Regions from separate parts of the Homo sapiens genome. Here regions 1 and 3 are each linked to region 2. A link is an interaction called in ENCODE POLR2A ChIA-PET data of the cell type or tissue named here. Cell type or tissue: MCF 10A. All regions are shown on one strand. Each heading gives the region's core, and the rest is flanking DNA. Links, peaks and the distances in the headings are about the cores only. Region 1 overlaps BMPR2 (bone morphogenetic protein receptor type 2). Region 2 has its middle 37 kb from the start of BMPR2. Region 3 overlaps BMPR2 (bone morphogenetic protein receptor type 2).

Evidence for each region. Peaks named below come from ENCODE experiments on the same cell type or tissue, not always from the same donor. Only the 100,000 strongest peaks of a DNase experiment are listed, where the experiment ranks them.
Region 1: POLR2A ChIA-PET joins it to region 2 with 5 read pairs; 2 of 35 experiments call an interaction of 5 or more read pairs at or near these places.
Region 3: POLR2A ChIA-PET joins it to region 2 with 5 read pairs; 2 of 35 experiments call an interaction of 5 or more read pairs at or near these places.

The regions. Positions count from the first base shown.
Region 1 is chr2:202,389,830-202,396,797 of GRCh38, forward strand. All of the region lies in intron 1 of BMPR2 (bone morphogenetic protein receptor type 2), which reads left to right. Among named protein-coding and RNA genes, the nearest start is that of BMPR2, 17 kb to the left of the region's middle. In MCF 10A, for the core only: no CTCF peak of the experiment used is centred there; no DNase peak of the experiment used is centred there.
Region 2 is chr2:202,336,300-202,343,267 of GRCh38, forward strand. It overlaps the pseudogene PIMREGP1. Among named protein-coding and RNA genes, the nearest start is that of BMPR2, 37 kb to the right of the region's middle. In MCF 10A, for the core only: no CTCF peak of the experiment used is centred there; a DNase peak (open chromatin) is centred at 3,472.
Region 3 is chr2:202,402,982-202,409,949 of GRCh38, forward strand. All of the region lies in intron 1 of BMPR2 (bone morphogenetic protein receptor type 2), which reads left to right. Among named protein-coding and RNA genes, the nearest start is that of BMPR2, 30 kb to the left of the region's middle. In MCF 10A, for the core only: no CTCF peak of the experiment used is centred there; no DNase peak of the experiment used is centred there.

The sequences.
Region 1 (6,968 bases), core at 1,234-6,233, 54 kb after region 2:
GGGTTTTTCCATGTTGGTCAGGCTGGTCTCGAACTCCTGACCTCAGGTGATCCGCCCGCCTCAGCCTCCCAAAGTGCTGGGATTACAGGCGTGAGCCACTGCACCTGGCCCATTAAAAAGGGTTTTTAAACGATGATGATGGTGAAGTGTAGAAATGATAATGAAGTATACAAAAAAAAAAAAAAATCGTCTCGTGTTTCCTTAATCCCATTTCCTGGATGTAACCAGTGTTAATAGTTGGTGTATAATCTTTAATGCTTTTTTATATGTGCTATAAATAAATATCTGTATAATTAGAATTTGCTTCTAAACAAGGTGGAATAATATTGCGTATATTGTACATAAAGTTTTGTGATTATTGATCTGGGACAGTTCTAGAAGTAAGATCATGTGGTTAGAAATTTGTACATTTAAAATCTTGAAATGAACTGCTAGAATTTCTTCAAAATAGGTTGTACTGTCATTTCTACCAGTAGTGTATGAGAACCTCCCTTTTCTTTCGTGTTTTTTTTTTTTTTTTTGAGACAGAGTCTTGCGCTGTTGCCCAAGCTGGAGTGCAGTGGCACGATCTTGGCTCACTGCAACCTCTGCCTCCCAGGTTCAAGCCATCCTCCTGCCTCAGCCCCCCAGTAGCTGGAATTACAGGCACGTGCCACCATGCCTGGCTAATTTTTGTATTTTTAGTAGAGACAGGGTTTCACCATGTTGGCTGGGCTGGTCTCGAACCCCTGACCTCAGGTGATACACATGCCTCGGCCTCCCAAAGTGCTGAGATTACAGGTGTGAGCCACCGTGCTTGGCCGAGAATCTCCCATTTTCTTATACCTTTTCAAATACTACGTAATATCATTCTTTTCAATTTTTGCCAGAGCAAAATAAATGATATCTTGTTGGTTTAGAGTCCTTTAATTATTAGTGGAGCCAAGCTTTTCATGCTTGTCAGCCAGTTGTATTTCTCTGAATTGCCTATTCTAATGATTTGTTTGTTTTTCTTACTGATTTAAAGGTGTTACATGATATAAATATATGATATAAATGACTTTATGCAATTACAACTGCTTTTTTTTTCCTTTATGACATCTGGTTTTGTGTTATCTTAGGAAAGCCTCTACCTTATGTACAACTACCAAAAATGCTTTTAGTAAGTAGTCTTTTTTTTTTTTTTTTTTTTTTTTTTTGGGAGATGGAGTTTCACTCTTGTTGCCCAGGCTGGGGTGCAATGGCGCAACCTCTGCCTCCCGGGTTCAAGTGATTCTTCTGCCTCAGGCTCCCGAGCAGCTGGGATTACAGGCATGTGCCACCACCCCCAGCTAATTTTGTATTTTTAGTAGAGACAGGGTTTCTCCATGTTGGTCAGGCTGGTCTCGAACTCCTGACCTCAGGTGATCCGCCCGCCTCAGCCTCCCAAAGTGCTGAGATTACAGGTGTGAGCCACTGCGCCTTAGTAAGTAGTCTTATAGTTTTGTTGTTGTTGTTGTTGTTGTTTTTCAATAAAATAGGGCCTTGCTCTGCCACCCAGGCTGGAGTGCAGTGGTATGATCACAGTTCACTGTAACCTCAATCTCCCGGAAGCTCAAGTGATCCTCCCACCTCAGCCTCCCAGTAGCTGGGACTACAAGTGTGTACCACCATGCCCGGCTAATTTTTTTATTTTTTGTAGAGATGGGGGCTAGGCTGCTCTTGAACTCCTGGGCTCAAGCGACCCTTTTGCCTTGGCGTCCCAAAGTCCTGGAATTATAGGCATGCACCAACACACCTGACCAGTGTACACTCTTTTTTTTTGGAGACAGGCTGTCACCCAGGCTGGAGTGCAGTGGTTCAATCTCAGTTCACTGCAGCGTCTGCCTCCCAACTCAGGCCATCCTCTCACCTCAGCCCCCCGAGTAGCTGGGATTATAGATGCATGCCACCATGCCCGGCTACAGTCTACACTTTTTTCTTTTTTTTTTTTGAGATGGAGTCGCACTCTGTCGCCAGGCTGGAGTGCAGTGGCGCAATCTTGGCTCACTGCAACCTCCGCCTCCCGGGTTCAAGCGATTCTCCTACCTCAACCTCCTGAGTAGCTGGGACTACAGGCGCGCGCCACCACGCCCAGCTAATTTTTGTATTTTTAGTAGAGATGAGGTTTCACCATATTGCCCGGGATGGTCTCGTTCTCTTGACCTCGTGATCTGCCCACCTTGGCCTCCCAAAGTGCTGAGATTAAAGATGTGAACCACCGCACCCAGCCTACAGTCTACACTCTTTTTTTTTTTTTTTGAAAGAAGTCTCGCTCTCGTCCCCCAGGCTTGAGTACAATGGCTCAATCTTGGCTCACTGCGACCTCCGCCTGCCGGGTTCAAACGATTCTCCTGCCTCTGCCTCCCAAGTAGCTGGGATTAAAGCGCCTGCCATCACGCCTGGCTGGTTTTTGTATTTTTTAGTAGGGATGGGGTTTCACCATGTTGTCCAGGCTGGTCTGGAACTCCTGACCTCAGGTGATCCACCTGCCTCAGCCTCCCAAAGTGCTGAGATTACAGGCGTGAGCCACTGTGCCTGACCCAGTCTACACTCTTAACTGCTGGACTGTACTGTCTCTTACATAGTCAAGTTGTCTTCTCATCACTGAATTCCAAATAAAGAAAGTGTTACATTTGAGTTGAAAGTATCATTTAGGGACAGGTTATTTGATACGTGTAAAATATACTTCTGCGGACATGTCACAGTATATTTTATGTGTGTCATGGTAAGTAGGTGACCAATATCAATTGGGTAAAATGCCTGATCATTGGAACCCAGACATTTCTGGCTCTCATTGTAGAGCCTTACTTATTTTCATTTAAAAATGTCTAAGAGCTGTAGTTGTTTGAGTTTCTAGCTTTAAAAAGTTAAGGGAGCATCTGGCCGGGCGCGGTGGCTCACGCCTGTAATCTCAGCATTTTGGGAGGCCGAGGCGGGCAGATCATCTGAGGTCGGGAGTTCGAGACCAGCCTGACCAACATGGAGAAACCCCGTCTCTACTAAAAATACAAAATTAGCCGGGCGTGGTGGCACATGCCTGTAATCCCAACTACTTGGAAGGCTGAGGCAGGAGAATTGCATGAACCCAGGAGGCGGAGGTTGCGGTGAGCCGAGATCGTGCCATTGACTCCAGCCTGGGCAACAAGAGCGAAACTCCGTCTCAAAAAAAAAAAAAAAAAAAGTTAAGGGAGCATCAAATAGGTAAATAAATGACTAGTATCAATGACTTAAAATGGCTCAGCATGTACCTATATTTAATACATTCAGAACAACTTTGAGTTAGAACCTAGTCTCTGCAGTTGGTGTATGGAAATACATAGCATAAACTGGAATTAAACTGGAATTCTTTGTCACCCTAGTAGTCCATTCTAGTAGTCCTATTTCACAGGATGTGATACACTTAAGGTTAGAATAATGGTAGCAAGAGATAAACAGACAGAGTTTGGGGAGTCTGGGAGAGGAAGGAGACAAAATATTTTACTAAGTTTCTCTCATACTGTCTTTCTATCTCCACCCAAACTGCCCCAGCTTGGTGTAGCCTTATTGCCCTTGCCTTTGCTTTGATCTATACTGGAGTAGGCTCCAAAACGGTGTACGATTCTTTGACTGTGACCTCTGGTAGTAATTTAAAAATATATATATTTTTTTGTAGGGACAGGTCTCGCCATGTTGCCCAGGCTGGTGTCAAACTCCTAGGCACAAGCGATCCTCCTGACTCAGCCTCCCAAAGTGTTGGGGCTACAGCTGAGAGCTACTGTGCCCAGTCTAGACAGTAGTTTTAATGTTAGAAAGCCTTGAGGGTACTACTTGAAGCAAAGAATTATATTTGAAAACAGAATTCTAAACAGTGAAATAAATGACAGTACCAGAAGAAAGTTAACAGATAGGAATATTAAAATTACTAAGAGAATATACTCTGTGGGTTGCATTTATCACCTGTAAGTTAGGTGAGCTGATTCTTGAAATCTTTTCAAGCCCATTTTACTTATTTAGGTCACTAATTATAGAGTTTGTTGTTTAGAAGATGGCATCTAATTAAGGTAATGAGAGAGCGAGAGAGAGAGAGAGAGAGAGAGAGAGAGAGAGAGAGAGAGAGAGAGAGAGATTCCTGTGAGATTCAGCTGAGTCATATCATCAGTAATTATCTTGAGAACTGTGTTGGAGGAGCAGTGAATTTCTGTTGCTAATGAATATTTCATTATTGTTTGAAGGAACCGGTTGTATAAAAGATTACTCCTGGCCGGGCGTGGTGGCTCATGCCTGTAATCCCAGCACTTTGGGAGGATGAGGCAGGTGGATCACCTGAGATCAGGAGTTCAAGACCAGCCTGGCCAACATGGTGAAACCCTTTCTCTACTGAAAATACAAAAAAGTTAGATGGGCATGGCGGCAGGAACCTGTAATCCCAGCTACTTGGAGGCTGAGGCAGGAGAATTGCTTGAACCCGGAAGGCGGAGGTTGCAGTGAGCCAAGATCGTGCCATTGCACTCCAGCCTAGGCAACAAGAGTGAAACAACGTCTCAAAAAAAAAAAAGTAATAATAATAATAATAATATTTCCCCCAAAATAACTGACATTCATAAAATATACAGAGAACCATATTAGATGCTTACTAGAAGTAACAGATTAAGTAAAATAGCTACTGTTTAACAAAAGTAACTTCTCCCTTTATGAGTGCCTGCTATGTGTCAAGTGAAATGCAGTGTTTTTACATACATTTTCCTTAGATCCTCAGAGTAGCTGAAAGGTAGATATTTTTCCTGTTTTAGAGTTAGGGAAACAGACTAACAGAATAAGTACTTTGTCTAATGATATGTAAAAATAATTATTGAATTATTCATCGAGTACCTCCTTGTGGCAGGTATTATACTACGTGCTTTATTTAACCTGATTCTTATATCAGCTTTCTTTTTCATATATTTATGAAAAATATAGATTTTTTCATAAATAAAGATATTGAGGCACAGAGAGGTTAAATAAATCATCCAGAGTCTAGAAAGTGACAGAACTGTATTTCAAACCAGTATCTTCTTGATTTCTAAAAGTCTTTACTTTTTTTTATTTTTTTTTTTTTGAGACAGAGTCTCACTCTGTTTCCCAGGCTGGAGTGCAGTGGCGCAATCTCGGCTCACTGCAACCTCCGCCTCCCGGGCAAGCGGTTCTCCTGCCTCAACCTCCTGAGTAGCTGGGACTACAGGTGCCCGCCACCACGCCTGGCTAATTTTTGTATTTTTAGCAGAGACAGGATTTCACCATATTGGCCAGGCTGGTCTTGAACTCCTGATCTCGTGGTTCACCCGCCTCGGCCTCCCAAAGTGCTGGGATTACAGGCATGCGCCACCACGCCTGGCAAGTCTTTACTCTTAACCATGTTTCCTCTCATGACTTCTTCATGTTGTAAGATACAATTTATCACATTGACTTGCCTTTCAACTTTTAAATTCTGTGAATTTTTCTCTCTGTAAACTAAGCAAGGTAGGACAAGTCGATTAATATCTTTACACCAATTGTGTATAAGGAATGTGTGATTCATTACCAGAAAGATTACTATTCTTGATCAATTCTGTTTCCAAATTAGAATGTATTCACTGAATATATACTATGTTTAACTGTGTTATGATACAGAAGTGTGAATCTTGGTCCCAGAACTGAAGCTATTATAGGATAAGAACATAAACATGATGGTTTATGCTCAACTACTAAATTGTAAGTTTAAAAATCCAGATTTGGAGTAAGATATACAGAATGCACATAGATAGTAATAATTTGGGCAATGGATAAGTCACTGTGGCTGAACAGGTAGGGATAAAAGCTTACAGTTCCTAGCTGAATGCGGTGGCCCATGCCTGTAATCCCAGCACTTTGGGAGGCTGAGGCGGGTGGATCACCTGAGGTTGGGAGTTCGAGACCATCCTGGCCAACATGACAAAACCCCGGCTCTACTAAAAATACAAAAATTAGCCAGGCATGGGGGCGGGAGCCTATAATCCCAGCCACTCGGGAGGCTGAGGCAGGAGGATCGACTTGAACCTGGGAGGCGGAGGTTGCAGTGAGCTGAGATTGCACCATTGCACTCCAGCCTGGGCAACAAGAGTGAAACTCCATCTCAAAACAAAAAACAAACAAAAAACAAAAAAAAAAGCTTACAATTCCTTTGAGGCTGGGCTAAGGAAATTGGCCTGATGATGGAGATGTTCTTTGGAAGAGCAGCCAGGTGGCAAAGGCACAGTGATCAAATATGTGATTAATAGGAGTGATCCAGTCCTAAACAGGGATAGAGGCTGAGAGGCCTAGTCAAGTGGTCTAAACTGCACATGAAAAGGAAGGGAAAAATCGGTAACTTGAGCAATCCTTTATCATCCCTACAGCCACTCAGTTTTAGGTCTGATCAGCAGTTATTCCACTGAGCTGCTGGATGAGCTGAGGGTGGTGATGAAGGCTGAGTTATTTGGTATATATGTAGTCTACCTTATTTAATATTGGCTCAGTTGCTGTACTCAGCTCTGAAGACTTGAAATCTGGCTGATGGGTTATCATTCTATGTGAAGAAAGTATTGTAAGGGGAGTATAGATGGTTAAGGAGGTAGCAGTAAAAGCAGTGCAGAAGAACAGAGATGTGCATGTAAGAGCTCAATGATACTGTTTAGGGTTGCATTTACCAGGTAGATTCTTCTCACTATTTTTATTCTTGATAGCTGGGGTCTTTGGGACATCTAGGCTTATCTATTTTGTTTGGCTGCAAAAAAGTCAGGTAAGAGGAAACACTTGGAAAGCAAAAAATAAATGAAGGCAGAGAACATCATAAAGAGATATATGAAAAGAAGCCCCATTTAAATTATTTGGTAAAATGTGATATACATGGTACATCAGAGATATTGCATGCTTGGATTTTTTGGATTTTACAGATACAGCAACAATGTATTTCATTGATGTGAATGCCTTAGAGTTATCTTGAGCAAGAAACTATT
Region 2 (6,968 bases), core at 922-5,921:
ATAGCCGGGTGCTCTTCTGGCTCAGGCTGTGAGCTGGGGAGCCACTGCCCTTCTGTGCCCGTCTCTTCCTCCTCCTGGCCTTCACCTGGGTCTCCACCAGCCACTTGGTGCCACTTTGGCAGGACTCCTGGATTCTCTGGGACATGGCACCCAAGGCACTCTTAGCTGAGTGAGCCGTAGCCTGGAGGCCCTGCTGCCCTGGCTCTGGGGTTTCCAAGCATTTGCAGGAAGGGCCTGCACGGAAGTTGAGGTTGATGGCTCTCAGAGGCAGCCTCCATTGGAACTGTCTGCACAGGGACCCCAGGGACCCGCGGAGTTCTCCTGATGGCTGGTCACGGGCTGCAGCTCCTTGCATCCTCCAGCTGCTCCTGGTGCTGGAGACATCTCCGGTGCACGGAGGTCCCCATTCTCTGCCACCAAGAAGCCATCTGCCTGGCCAAGAGTCTTCTCTGCCCACTAGACCCCGACACAACCAACGCCAATCACACCCCGAGCATAGCTGCCCCACTATATACATTTAATGGATATTTAACTCCCTTTCTACTGTTTTTTTGTGTGATTATAAACATCCTTGTATATATTTAAATCATTAATTTGTGCCATAGCAACTAAACCAAGCTTGTTTCCAGACTGTAAAGGTTTGCAAATTCCAGCTTCCTAAGTCTTTACTGAAATAATTCAGCATGATTTTTAAATTTACTTATAGTGCCTACCTTATAGCCTGCATTGTGGTAAAAACCAAAGCAGCTGAAGAATGATCCCTGCTTATGATGTAAAAATGGAGGCAGAAGACCTAAATCTAAGGCAATATACAATTTAATGTGACAAAATTATGATATAGAGGGTATGTAATTGCTGAAGGAATTCCAAAGAAAAAATAAATAAATTCTGACTTAGCTAATGTTGGCATCACATGATTGTTTTATATGTGGTGAAGACTGTCGGTGCTCACCAGTGACTGTGTTCTTTTCTTCTTCCTGGCCTACAGCCAGAGTCCCTCTTCCAGCCTCCAGTGCAGTTAGGTATGACCATGTGACTGTTCTGGCCCGTGGAATGTGAGCAAGAGTGATGGGCACCACTTCTAGGTCCATAAAAACCTCTCAAGCACAATCCTCACTCTTTGGCCATCCCTTCTCTTGCTGAATGGAGAGGACAAAGAAAGGGACAAACAAAAGGGTGGAACCACAGTTGGAAAAAAGCCTTTGTCCTTCAAGCAGTTCTCCTGCCTCAGCATCCTGAGTAGCTGGGACTACAGATGTGTGCCACCACACTGGTTGGGCCTTAGTTTCATTATCTGTAAAATGCAGGGTGGGCCTAGATGGTAGCTAAAGGCAGTTACAGTTCTAATTTTCTTTTTTGTTTTGTCTTTTTTTTTCTTCCTTTTTGTGGAGAACGGGGTCTCGCTATATTGCCCAGGCAGGTCTCAAACTCCTGGGCTCAAGCTATCCTCCGGCCTCTGCCTCCCTGACAGCTGGGATTACAGGCGTGAGCCACCGCGCCCTGCCTCTAATTTTCTTTAATTAAATTTCCTGTGATTCTCACTCTAACCACGTGAAGTCAGCAGGACAAATATTATCTCTCTTTTACAGATCTGCTAATCAAGTCCTCAGAGATAAGTCTGTCCCCAAGGGGAATGAGGCCTAAAAGCACCTCATGGGCTAAGGATGGAGTGGTGGAGCAGTGTAGAAGATTGTGGGGCTTTAAAAATTCATTCTTTCTGAAAAATAAAGGGAAACTCAAATGAGAGATCCCACCTTGCAAAAAATTTATCTTTCTCTAAACCTACTATACACAGGATGACTTCAGCACTATTTTTATCAGACAGAATCATATCAGTGTGAACCAAGAAGTCCTAAAAGGAATAATAAATCACACATAGGCAGCTGCAGCCAGAATTATCCTAATCCAGGGATAATTCTGTCCAATAAACTTAAAAGATTGCCTCGAAGTTCCAGAACATGTTAGCAGTAGAGCTAGACAGAAACCCAGCCTTCTATCCCCAGGACTGGGCACTCTTATCATGTCGAAAGGCTGCAGGGGTAAGGCCACGGTTGAGGACATCTCAATTTTCCCTTGGTAGCCATTCATGACTGATGCAAAGCCCTAGAGTCATTGTAAGCTTTGCCACACAACTCTGCCATATAGTACATTTTTTACTACGGCAAGCAACCTCTATGAAGTTCTTTCTTCTTTCCTTCCTTCCCTCCCTCCCTCCTTTTTCTTTGTTTTTCTTTCGCTTTATTTCCCTCTTTCTTTCTTTCTTTCTTCTTTCTTTTCTTTCTTTCCTTTCTCTCTCTTTTCTCTTTCTTTCTTTCTTTCTTTCTTTCTTTCTTTCTTTCTTTCTTTCTTTCTTTCTTGTTTCTCTCTGTCTTTCCCTTTCTTTCTTTCCCTCTTTCTTCCTTTCTTTCCTTTTCTTTCTTTCGACAGTGTCTTGCTCTGTCGCCCAGGCTGGAGTGCAGTGGCGCCGTCATAGCTCAGTGCAGCGTCAACCTCCCAGGCGCAAGCTGTCCTCCCACCTCAGCCTCCCGAATAGGTGGGCTAATTTTTGTATTTTTTATAGAGATGGGGTCTTATTATGTTGCCTAGGCTGGTCTCAAACTTCTGACCTCAGGTGATCCTCCCATCTCAGCCTCCCAGATTGCTGAGATTACAGGCATGAGCCACTATGCTGGGCCAGACTCTTTACTTTCCACACTTCTCCGCAATTTGATCATTCAAACCTGTGTGCTGAATGATGCCTGCGGAAGGTTGAATATTGTATCTGCTAAATGCTTCTCTTAGCTAGGATTTGGAGTCTAGTGAGCATGTGTCAAGCTGGCAACATTCAATGTCATCCTCCTTCGCTGATAACTCAGCTGCCTTGTGCTGAGAGGGCACTCCACCATGGGCCCTGAACATGCCTGCACTCTCTTGCTGAGTAGGCCAATCCATAAGACTTTCAGGCTCCTGATACTGAGCAATGTCTATAGCTACTCACACAGATATAACTAGGCCAAGGCAACTACTGTAATTACCTGTAACTGCTTGCTCCCTAGAGGGAGTGGGGATTGGCTCATTTGCTGCTTGCTCAAAAAGTGCTAAGCCCTTGGCCCAGGATTCCTCTCCTGTAATGCAAACCACTGCAGATACATATGTCATCTGGGCTCATTGGGTTGCCCCATTAGAATTTGAGGGCAAGGGAAACCATTGCAAATAGGCTGACACATGCTATTTGCTGTGCCATGAATAATAAATTCCTCTGTCTCTGACCAAGGAGTGTCATGACTATTGCCAGGATCCATGAAACAATGACAGACTAACATATTAGCTTGCAATTGGCCTTCATTGTCCTTGCAGCCTTTTCTCCACGTGCTCCACTTTTGCACTCACCCAGTAGTCTCCCAACCTCTGGTCCCCTGGTGCATGGGGCTATCTGACTCTTAGTATTTGCAGAGAAGCTAAGGCTGTGCAAAAGCTATAGACATCCAATCTACAGAGCTCTTAATTCGTGATTCATTCTGCAAATATTTACTAAGGACCTATGCCAGGAACTATTCTATATGATGCAAATGCAACAGTGAACAAAATGAACCAAGTGCCTTTACTTATGAAGATTGCCTTCTAGTGGAGGAGACAACCAATTTAGGACCCTCTCTATATATAGTCTATATATATATATATATATATACTTAAGAGTATATAAATTTTCTGGGGTTTTTTTGTTTTTGTTTTTGTTTTTGAGACGGAATCTCACTCTGTCGCCAGGCTGGAGTGCAGTAGTGCGATCTCGGCTCTCTGCAATCTATGCCTCCTGGGTTCAAGCAATTCTCCTGCTTTAGCCTCCCAAGTAGCTGGATTACAGGTGTGCACCACCACACCTAGTTAATTTTTGTTTTGTTTTGTTTTGTTTTGTTTTTGAGACAGAGTCTCGCTCTGTCGTCAGGCTAGAGTGCAGTGGCGCGATCTCAGCTCACTTCAACCTCCACCTCCTGGGTTCAAGCAATTCTCCTGCCTCAGCCTCCCAAGTAGCTGGGAATACAGGTACGTGCCAGCACGCCCAGCTAATTTTTGTATTTTTAGTAGAGACGGGGTTTTACCATGTTAGCCAGGATGGTCTCGATCTCCTGACCTCATGATCTGCCTGCCTTGGCCTCCTAAAAGTGCTGGGACTACAGGCGCCTGCCAACACAGGCGTGAGCCACCTCGCCCGGCTTATTTTTTAATTTTTTTTTGAGACAGAGTCTTGATCTGTTGCCCAGGCTGGAGTGCAGTGGTGTGATCTCACTGGAACCTCCAGCAAAAAGAGAATGTTTAGATATTAAAGTTTTGGGGCCAGGAATGGTGGCTCCCACCTGTAATCCCAGCACTTTGGGAGGCCGAGGCAGGTGGATCACTTAAGGTCAGAAGTTTGAGACCAGCCTGGCCAACATGGTGAAACCCCATCTCTACTAAAAATACAAAAATTAGGCCGAATGCCATGGCTCACACCTGTAATCTCAGCACTATGGGAGGCCGAGGCCAAGGCGAACGGATCACTTGATGTCAGGAGTTCGAGACTTGCCTGACCAACATGGAGAAACCCCATCTCTACTAAAAATACAAAATTAGCTGGGCGCAGTGGCACATCCCTGTAATCCCAGCTATTTGGGAGGCTGAGGCAGGAGAATTGCTTGAACCTGGGAGGCGGAGGTTGAGGTGAGCCGAGATCGCGCTATTGCACTCCAGCCTGGGCAACAAGAGCAAAACTCTGTCTCAAAAAAAAAAAAAAACAAAACACAAAAATTACTTGGGCGTAGTGGTGCGTGCCAATACTCCCAGCTACTCAGGAGGCTAGGCAGGAGAATCACTTGAACTCAGGAGATGGAGGTTGCAGCGGGCCGAGATCTTGCCATTGCACTCCAGCCTGGGCGACAGAGTGAGACCCTGTCTCAAATAAATAGACAAATAAATAATAGGCCAGGTGTGGTGGCTCACGCCTGTAATCCCAGTACTTTGGGAGGCCTAGGTGGGTGGATCATCTGAGATCGGGAGTTCGAGACCAGCCTGACCAACATGGAGAAACCCTGTCTCTACTAAAAAAATACAAAATTAGCCAGGCGCAGTGGCGCATGCCTGTAATCCCAGCTACTCCGGAGGCTGAGGCACAAGAATCGCTTGAACCCGGGAAGCGGAGGTTGCAATGAGCCAAGATCATGCCATTGCACTCCAGCCTGGGCAACAAGAGCAAAACTCTGTCTCAAAAAAAATAATAATAATAATAATAAAGCTTTTTGTCCTGAACATCCTAATTTATCCCTATAGAAGAGCCAGAGGATTCCAGGCAAGGATTATGTAGGAACAGTGCTCAGCAATGTGATTTGAAGAGCATCAGATATGCTTTCTTATTTAAAAGTATCTCCTTTACTTGCCTCGTTTCTGTGGAGTAAACTTTACTACAAACTCCAGTCTTTGTTTGGTGGATAGATAACAGTTCTTGGCCAGGCGCGGTGGCTCACCCCTGTAATCCCAGCACTTTGGGAGGCCGAGGCGGGCAGATCATGAGGTCAGGAGATCAAGACCATCCTGGCTAACACGGTGAAACCCCGTCTCTACTAAAAATACAAAAAATTAGCCAGTCATGGTGGCAGGCGCCTGTAGTCCCAGCTACTGGGCAGGCTGAGCCGGGAGAATGGCGTGAACCCAGGAGGCGGAGCTTGCAGTGAGCCGAGATCGCGCCACTGCACTCCAGCCTGGGCGACAGAGCAAGACTCCGTCTCAAAAAAACAAAAACAAAAACAAAAAAAACAAAAAACAGTTCTGTCTGCACTCAGGCTTCTCAAGGTCTCCCCTTCAAACCCTCCTACTCCCTTCACCCCCAGGAATACTGGGGCTGCTATTCCATATATAATATTTTCCCATCATAACATATATGTTAACCCTTAAATTGGTAAGTATAAGAGATATGTGCGGCTGGGCGCTGTGGCTGAAGCCTGTAATCCCCCGAGGCCGAGGCAGGTGCATCACGAGGTCAGGAGATCAAGACCATCCTGGCTAAGACGGTGAAACCCCGTCTCTACTAAAAATACAAAAAATTAGCCGGGCATGGTGGTGGGCGCCTGTAGTCCCAGCTACTCGAGAAGCTGAGGCAGGAGAATGGCGTGAACCTGGGAGGCGGAGCCTGCAGTGAGCGAAGATCTCCCCACTGCACTCCAGCCTGGGCAACAGAACAAGACTCCGTCTCAAAAAACAAAACAAAAAACAAACAAACAAACAGAAAAAAAAAACAAAGATATGTGCAAAGGGGAGTGGAGATCCATAGGAGGGAATGGCAACTTTCTTAAACAAGTCTAGAAAGGTTTCACTGGGAAGATTGCAGGATAACTGGGATTTGAAGGATGGTTAGAATTTTGCCAGGTGAAAACAAAAAGGTTTTCTCAGGTGGAGGGAATAGCATGAACTTTATTTAATTATAAAATTTCTTTTTGAAATAGAAGTATTCCAGTTAAGGATGGCCGGGAGTGGTGGCTCATGCCTGTAATCCCGACACTTTGGGAAGCTGAGGCGGGCGGATCTCAAGAGATTGAGACCATCCTGGCCAACATGGTGAAACCTCATCTCTACTAAAAATACAAAAATTAGCTGGGCGTGGTGGCACATGCCTGTAGTCCCAGCTACTCGGGAGGCTGAGGCAGGGGAATCGTTTGAACCCAGGAGGTGGAGGTTGCAGTGAGCCGAGATCGCGCCACTGCACTCCAGCCTGCTGACAGAGCAAAGCGAGACTCTGTCTCAAAAAAAAAAAAAAAAAAAAAAGTAATATTCCAGTTAAGAATAACACATTAGGGATAACACTAAATCTTCATATAAATTTATTGTATTGGCTCACTTTACTGATTGATTGAAGGTTGCAAGATAGCATAAGACTCTTGGGTTGCAGGTTTTGGGAAAGAAGAGTGGGGTGGAAGTGGGAAAGATAACTCTGTTTATCTAAGGGAAGATTTGGCTTAAAGCTC
Region 3 (6,968 bases), core at 1,929-6,928, 68 kb after region 2:
CCACGCCCGGCTAATTTTGTATTTTTAGTAGAGATGGGATTTCTCCATGTTGGTCAGGCTGGTCTCAAACTCCGGACCTCAGGTAATCCACCCTCCTCGGCCTCCCAAAGTGCCGGGATTACAGGCATGAGCCACCGCGCCTGGCTGTCCTGCTAATTTTTGTATTTTTAGTAGAGATGAACCCTCTCCCTCCCCTTCCCCTCCCCTCCCCTCCCCTCCCCTCCCCTCCTCTTTTCGAGACAGAGTCTTGCTCTGTTGCCCAGGCTGAAGTGCAGTGGCGTCATCTTGGCTCACTGCAGCCTCCGCCTCCCGGGTTCAAGCAATTCTCCTGCCTCAGCCTCCCGAGTAGCTGGGACTACAGTTGCGCACTGCCACGCCTGGCTAATTTTTGTATTTTTTGTAGAGATGGGGTTTCACCATGTTGGCCAGGATGGTCTTATTCTCTTGACCTCGTGATCCTCCTGCCTTCTCCTTCCAAAGTGCTGGGATTACAGGCATGAGCCTTTTTTTCTCGTATAATTTTGAACAAAATAATACTTAGTTTTTCATTCAAATTAGAAATTTAAGTAAAAGTGATACCTCTAGAAAGTTAACGTTTGACTCATTTTAAGAAAGCAAGATTATAATAGGGTCATCTTATTTGTTCAGATTCTTTAGATTTCATATTTTTATATTTTAAAAAGTTTCAAACCTACTGAACATTTTACTTTATGTGGATGTACACTCACTTAAGAGTGAGATATTGCAGGGCGTGGTGGCTCACGCCTATAATCCCAGCACTTTTGGAGTCCAAGGCGGGTGATCACATGAGGTCGGGAGTTCAAGACCAGCCTGACCAACATAGAGACTCCCTGTCTCTACTAAAAATACAAAAGTAGCTGGGTGTGGTGGCACATGCCTGTAATCCCAGCTGCTTGGGAGGCTGAGGGAGGAGAATTGTTTGAACCTGGGAGGCGGAGGTTGTGGTGAGCCGAGATTGTGCTATTGCACTATAGCCTGGACAACAACAGCAAAACTCCGTCTCAAAAAAAAAAAAAAAAGTGAGATATTAAGGGCTTTTACTTTCTATATTTTATATTTCTATGATACTTGAATATCATTTTACCAAATTTGTAAGTCTTATAATTACTGTGATTAGAAATATAATTTTAAGCCCTAATAAAATGACTTATTGTCATTTTAGAGCTAAAATTTGTCTTGTTTCTTTGGGTTGTTTTTTTTTTTTTTTGAGATGGAGTCTTACTCTGTCACCCAGGCTGGAGTACAGTGGCATGATCTCGGCTCACTGCAACCTCCACCTCCCTGGTTCAAGCAATTCTCCTGCCTCAGCCTCCCAAGTAACTGGGATTACAGGCATGCACCACTGCACCCGGCTAATTTTTATATATTTTTTTAGTAGAGACAGGGTTTCACCATGTTGGCCAGGCTGGTCTCGAGCTCCTGGCCTCAGGTGATTCGCCCGCCTTGGCCTCCCAAAATGCTGGGATTACAGGCGTGAGCCACTGAGCCTGGCCTAAAATTTGTCTTTTGCTAGGTATATGGATTTGTAGATGAGTGTGCAGTAGCAATGATCATAGTTTATTTTATGAATTAATAGTTAATGAACATCAGATATTGGTGATACAGCAATAAACGAGATAAATATATTTCCTTTTGGAGTTCATAGTTAAGGTTTGTTACATGGGTTGGGTATATTAGGTTGGGTATATTGGGTGGTGCTAAAGTTTGGGCTTCTACTAATCCCATCACCCAAATAGTAAACATAGTACCCAATAGGTGGTTTTTCAACCCGTGCCCTCTTCCCTCCCTGCTTTTGGAGTCCCCAGTGTCTATCGTTCCAATCTTTATGTGGGTGGAGACTTTTTTTTTAAGACAGGATCTTGCTCTGCCAGGCTGGAGTGCCAGGTTGGAGGCTCACTGGCACCTCAACCTTCCAGGCTCAAGCAATCCTCCCACCTCAGCCTCCCAAGTTGCTGGGAGTACAGGCGTGTGCACCATGTCCAGGTACTTTTTAAATTTTTTGTAGAGACAGGGTCTCGCTATGTTGCCCAGGATGGTATCAAACTTCTGGACTCAAGTGATCCTCCCATCTCAGCCTCCCAAAGTGCTGGGATTACGGGCACGAGCCATCTCACCTAGCCCTGTGCACTTTTTAAACTCCATTTACAACATTGGTCAGCTTTTTCTTATTGTACTATAAATTGGACATTAATGAAGTTTTGTGGTCCTGAAGCCTGAAAAAAAAGTCAGATACAGTAATTAGAACTGTTTAACTGTTCCATCATTTCCTCTGCTATCTTATTTTTATTCATTCTGTAGAAGTCCAGACAGGAAAAGGTTGATTGTTGGTAGGGTGACTATATAATTTGCAAGTCCCAGGGCAAAATAAAAATGGGGGCTCCCTTATTCAAAAAGCAGGAAAAGGGGCAGGGCGTGGTGGCTCATGCCTGTAATCCCAGCACTTTGGAGGGCTGAGGCGGGCGGATCACGAGGTCAGGAGATCGAGACCATCTTGGCTAACACGGTGAAACCCCGTCTGTACTAAAAATACAAAAAATTAGATGGGTGTGGTGGCGGGCACCCATAGTCCCAGCTACTCAGGAGGCTGAGGCAGGAGAAGGGCATGAACTTGGGAGGCGGAACTTGCAGTGAGCCAAGATCAAGCCATTGCACTCCAGCCTGAGCAACAGAGCGAGACTCCGCCTCAAAAAAAAAAAAAAAAAAAAAAAAGCAGGGAAAATGTGCTGCTAAAGGTACTAAAATATATACCTTTTTTCTTTCTTTGTAGTGTCTCCTTCAACTTGTCATATTTTAAAAAAATTTATCATCTAATGTCAGTCTAAGCAAAGAAAAATTAGAATTTTAAATCATTAGCCTGTATTTTACTGTTCATCCCTATATGTTGTGTAGTGTCCATTTAAAATGCAAATATAAGAATATTTACCTCATTTGTGGAAACTGAAATTATACAGTCATTTTGTAGTTGCACTTGCATGTGTAGTTTGTTTTTGCTAGAACAGTAGAAACTCTGTACAAACGAACTCAGTGGTTTGTATTTCACTTCTTGATGAATACATATTCTACCAACATTCTACCTTCTGCTTACTGATGAGTAGGGAAGGACTGAGAAGAAAAGGAATTATGGGTGGCCCTATCTCTACCTTTACTTTTATGTTATTATATCCAGCATAAGTGGTTGATTAATATAGGCAAGTAATAGGAGAAATAAAGGATATAATAGGGTTCCTTCATTGTTAGTTTCATAAAACACCATTGCCTTCTTTCTGTGTTCCGAGTAAGTTGTAGCCCCTTGGGGCTGTGAGCAACCCCCTCCAGTGAGAATTAATACAATTTTCTTTGTACTCTATGGCAGAGAAGATGCTCTTACTTTGTTTTGTTTTGAGAACCCTGGCTAGTCCTTGTCAGGAGGATGCTAGGCTTTATGGGTTTAAGGAAATTGGTTATATGCTGTTAACCATTTATACAGTAATAAATTGTTTAATAGGAATTTAAGGCCCAGGCCATAACAGGAGTCCTACTGTTTTATTTTCTGGAAAGTGAATGTAGTTTCATGAGTGTGGAATATTTGTAGCATATTAAAATTGCTCTCTAGGTACAGTTAGCTTATCCCTTATGGTTTTACCCTGCTGTAAGGGGAAACCATACAGAATTGAGCATCAATGAATAAATAAACCTCTGCCAGAGATTGGCAGGCTTTTTGGATCATGGTGTCATTCCAAGTTAGGGTTAGGCACACACTAGAGGCTGTGACTTGGTAATTCAAGTGTTTCACTTGGTTGCTACTGTGCCCTGGCTGCTATGCAAGGATGGCAAGAATGGCGTAATAAACTTAAAGCTGTAGTAATGCTATAATTGTCTGATAGTAGTGATTAAGGTCTGGGTTAGTATACCCGAGGAGTCCTGTTCAGGTGTTATTCTTTTTTCTTTTTTACTTTTTCTTTTTCTTTTTTTTTTGAGACAGAGTTTCAAACTTACTCGATTGTCACCCAGGCTGGAGTGCAGTGGTGTGATCTCGGCTCACTGCAACCTCTGCTTCCTAGGCTCAAGTGATTCTCCTGCATTAGCCTCCCAAGTAGTTTGAACTACAGGCATGTGCTAATTTTTGTATTTTTTTTTTTTGAGTAGAGACAGGGTTTCACCATGTTGGCCAGGCTGGTTTCGAACTCCTGACCTCAAATGATCCGCCTACCTTGGCCTCCCAAAGTGCTGGGATTACAGGTGTGAGCCACTGCACCTGGCCTAATTTTTGTATTTTTATTAGAGACGGGACTTTGCCATGTTGCTCAGGCTGGTCTTAAACTCCTGACTTCAAACTCCTGATCCATCCTTCTTGGCCTCCCAAAGTGCTGGGATTACAAGTGTCAGCCACTGTGCCTGGCCTCAGCTGTTATTCTTCATGCGTATATTTGTTTTGTTCATTTGGGGCACCTTGTTGGTTATCATAAATTTTGGTGTGATCAGGTACTGCTCCTTAATAATACTGTATTTGGCTGGGCGTGGTCGCTCACGCCTGTAATCCCAGCACTTTGGGAGGCCGAGACGGGTGGATCACGAGATCAGGAGATCGAGACCATCCTGACATGGTGAAACCCCGTCTCTACTAAAAATACAAAAAAATCAGCCAGGCGTGGTGGCGGGCGCCTGTAGTCCCAGCTACTCGGGAGGCTGAGGCAGGAGAATGGAGTGAACCCGGGAGGCGGAGCTTGCAGTGAGCCAAGATCCAGCCTGGGCGACGGAGTTCCGTCTCAAAACAAAAACAAAAACAAAAAAAAAACTGTATTTATACTTTATTCTGCATAACTTCTTTTAACTCAGGATTTCTTTTTCTTTTTCTTTTCTTTTTTTTTTGGAGACGGAGTCTCGCTTTGTAGCCCAGGCTGAAGTGCAGTGGCGTGATCTCGGCTCACTGCAAGCTCCGCCTCCCAGGTTCACTCCATTCTCCTGCCTCAGCCTCCCGAGTAGCTGGGACTACAGGTGCCCACCACCACGCCTGGCTATTTTTTTGTAGTTTTAGTAGAGACGGGGTTTCACCGTGTTAGCCAGGATGGTCTCGATCTCTTGACCTCGTGATCTGCCCGCCTCTGCCTCCCAAAGTGCTGGGATTACAGGCGTGAGCCACCGTGCCTGGGCTTTAACTCAGGATTTCATAAAGAAAACAAGATTGAGAAAAACCAAATCTGTTTGTTGTATAAAATAATGTATAGCTCTGAATAGTCATGTCTGATTTTGGGTAAAATGCTAAAAGACTATTCTTCTATGAAGTGCTTTTTACTTTTGCAGTTTTAGGTGGCAAAATAATTTCATATTCTTATTTCCTCACAGAAACCATATGTCTGTGGTTGCTTCTTAGCTCTATCAAATATCCACCTAAGTGCACCAGTAGGTTAAATTGTTTCTCATAAAAGGTTAGTTTTGACAAATTTTTGCTGTTAGCTTTTCATTATCACCAGATCTTGACTGTACTGGCACAATGGTGTATAAAATCTAGAGAGGAAACAAATCAATGTGAACCATAGCATAGTTAATGGGTCTTCTCCAAAGCACTTATTTGGTTAGATAAAAGTACATAAAGCACTTCTCACTGTGTCTGGTACAGAGGGGAGGCATGCAACAAATGTTTTTAGAATAAATAAAAATTCAGTTCTTGTAAGCATTAGTATTAATTACATGAAGGACTTCCAGGCACTGTAATCAGTCTTCTATCTTTGAGATTTGAAAGAAGCAGGAAATAGGGCGTAGGACCTACAAGGAAACAGGAAGATTATCCATGTTTTTATTTCGCATTCCACTTGAACTATCTTGGAAACACAGGGTATAACATCAAACAATGGTCATATAAGTATTTTTTAAAATTTGTTTTTATCTGTTGCTTTATCTGCTTTGTGGTATATTATTGTATTCTATGTCTGGACATGTCTGGACGTTTTCAGTTGATTCATTAATATCAGGAGTAGTGTGAGTGTTTCCTTGTCAAGGAGATACTGCATTTTCTTCCTAGTCCCATAATTAGCCAAAGGAACAAACTACTCTTCTTAAATGTTCATCAAAACAGGTATATGAGTCTGGGCGCAGTGGCTCACGCCTGTAATTCCAACACTTTGAGAGGCCGAGGTGGGTGAATCACTTGAGGCCAGGAGTTTGAGACCAGCCTGGGCAAGACGGCGAAACCTTGTCTCTATAAAAAATACAAAAATTAATCAGGTGTGGTGGTGCACACCTGTAATCACAGCTATTTGGGTGGCTATGGCATGAGAATCACTTGAACCCAGAAGGCGGGGAAGTTGCAGTGAGCTGAGATCGCGCCACTTCATTCCAGCCTTCATGCAGAGCAAGACTCTGTCTCAAAATATATATATAAGATTACACATATATTTCAAAAAAATTATATTTTCCAAAACCAAAAACCCCACAGGTATATGATCTGTAAAACAGGCTGGACATGGTGGCTCATGACTGTAATCCTAGCACTTTGGGAGGCTGAGGCAAGGAGGATCACTTGAACCCAGGAATTTGAGACTTGCCTGGGCAAAATAGTAAGACTCTGTCTCTATTAATTAAAACAAAAACAAAAACAAAAATGACAGACATATGATCTCCGAAACAAACGAATCATGCAGGTCAACCAGGATGTGGGGAGAACTCAAAAAGGTATATAAACAATAACACACAAACCTAATTGTATTATAAATGGATAATACACTGAAGGGGTTGGGGAAGAAAATAACTTGTCTAAGATACTTTGGAAAATTATAAGGCTAAAGACAAAAAGAATTATATGCAAATATTGTGGTGTCATTAGTAAGTTTCTTTCTCATAGGGGCAGGGGTTAGCAATTCTACTTTATATATATACTTAACAGTAAACAAATTAGAAAATATTGTGGATAATAAGACCTAGGTTCCTAACTCTCTCCACTGAGAGGACCTAGAATTAGGAATACCACAGTA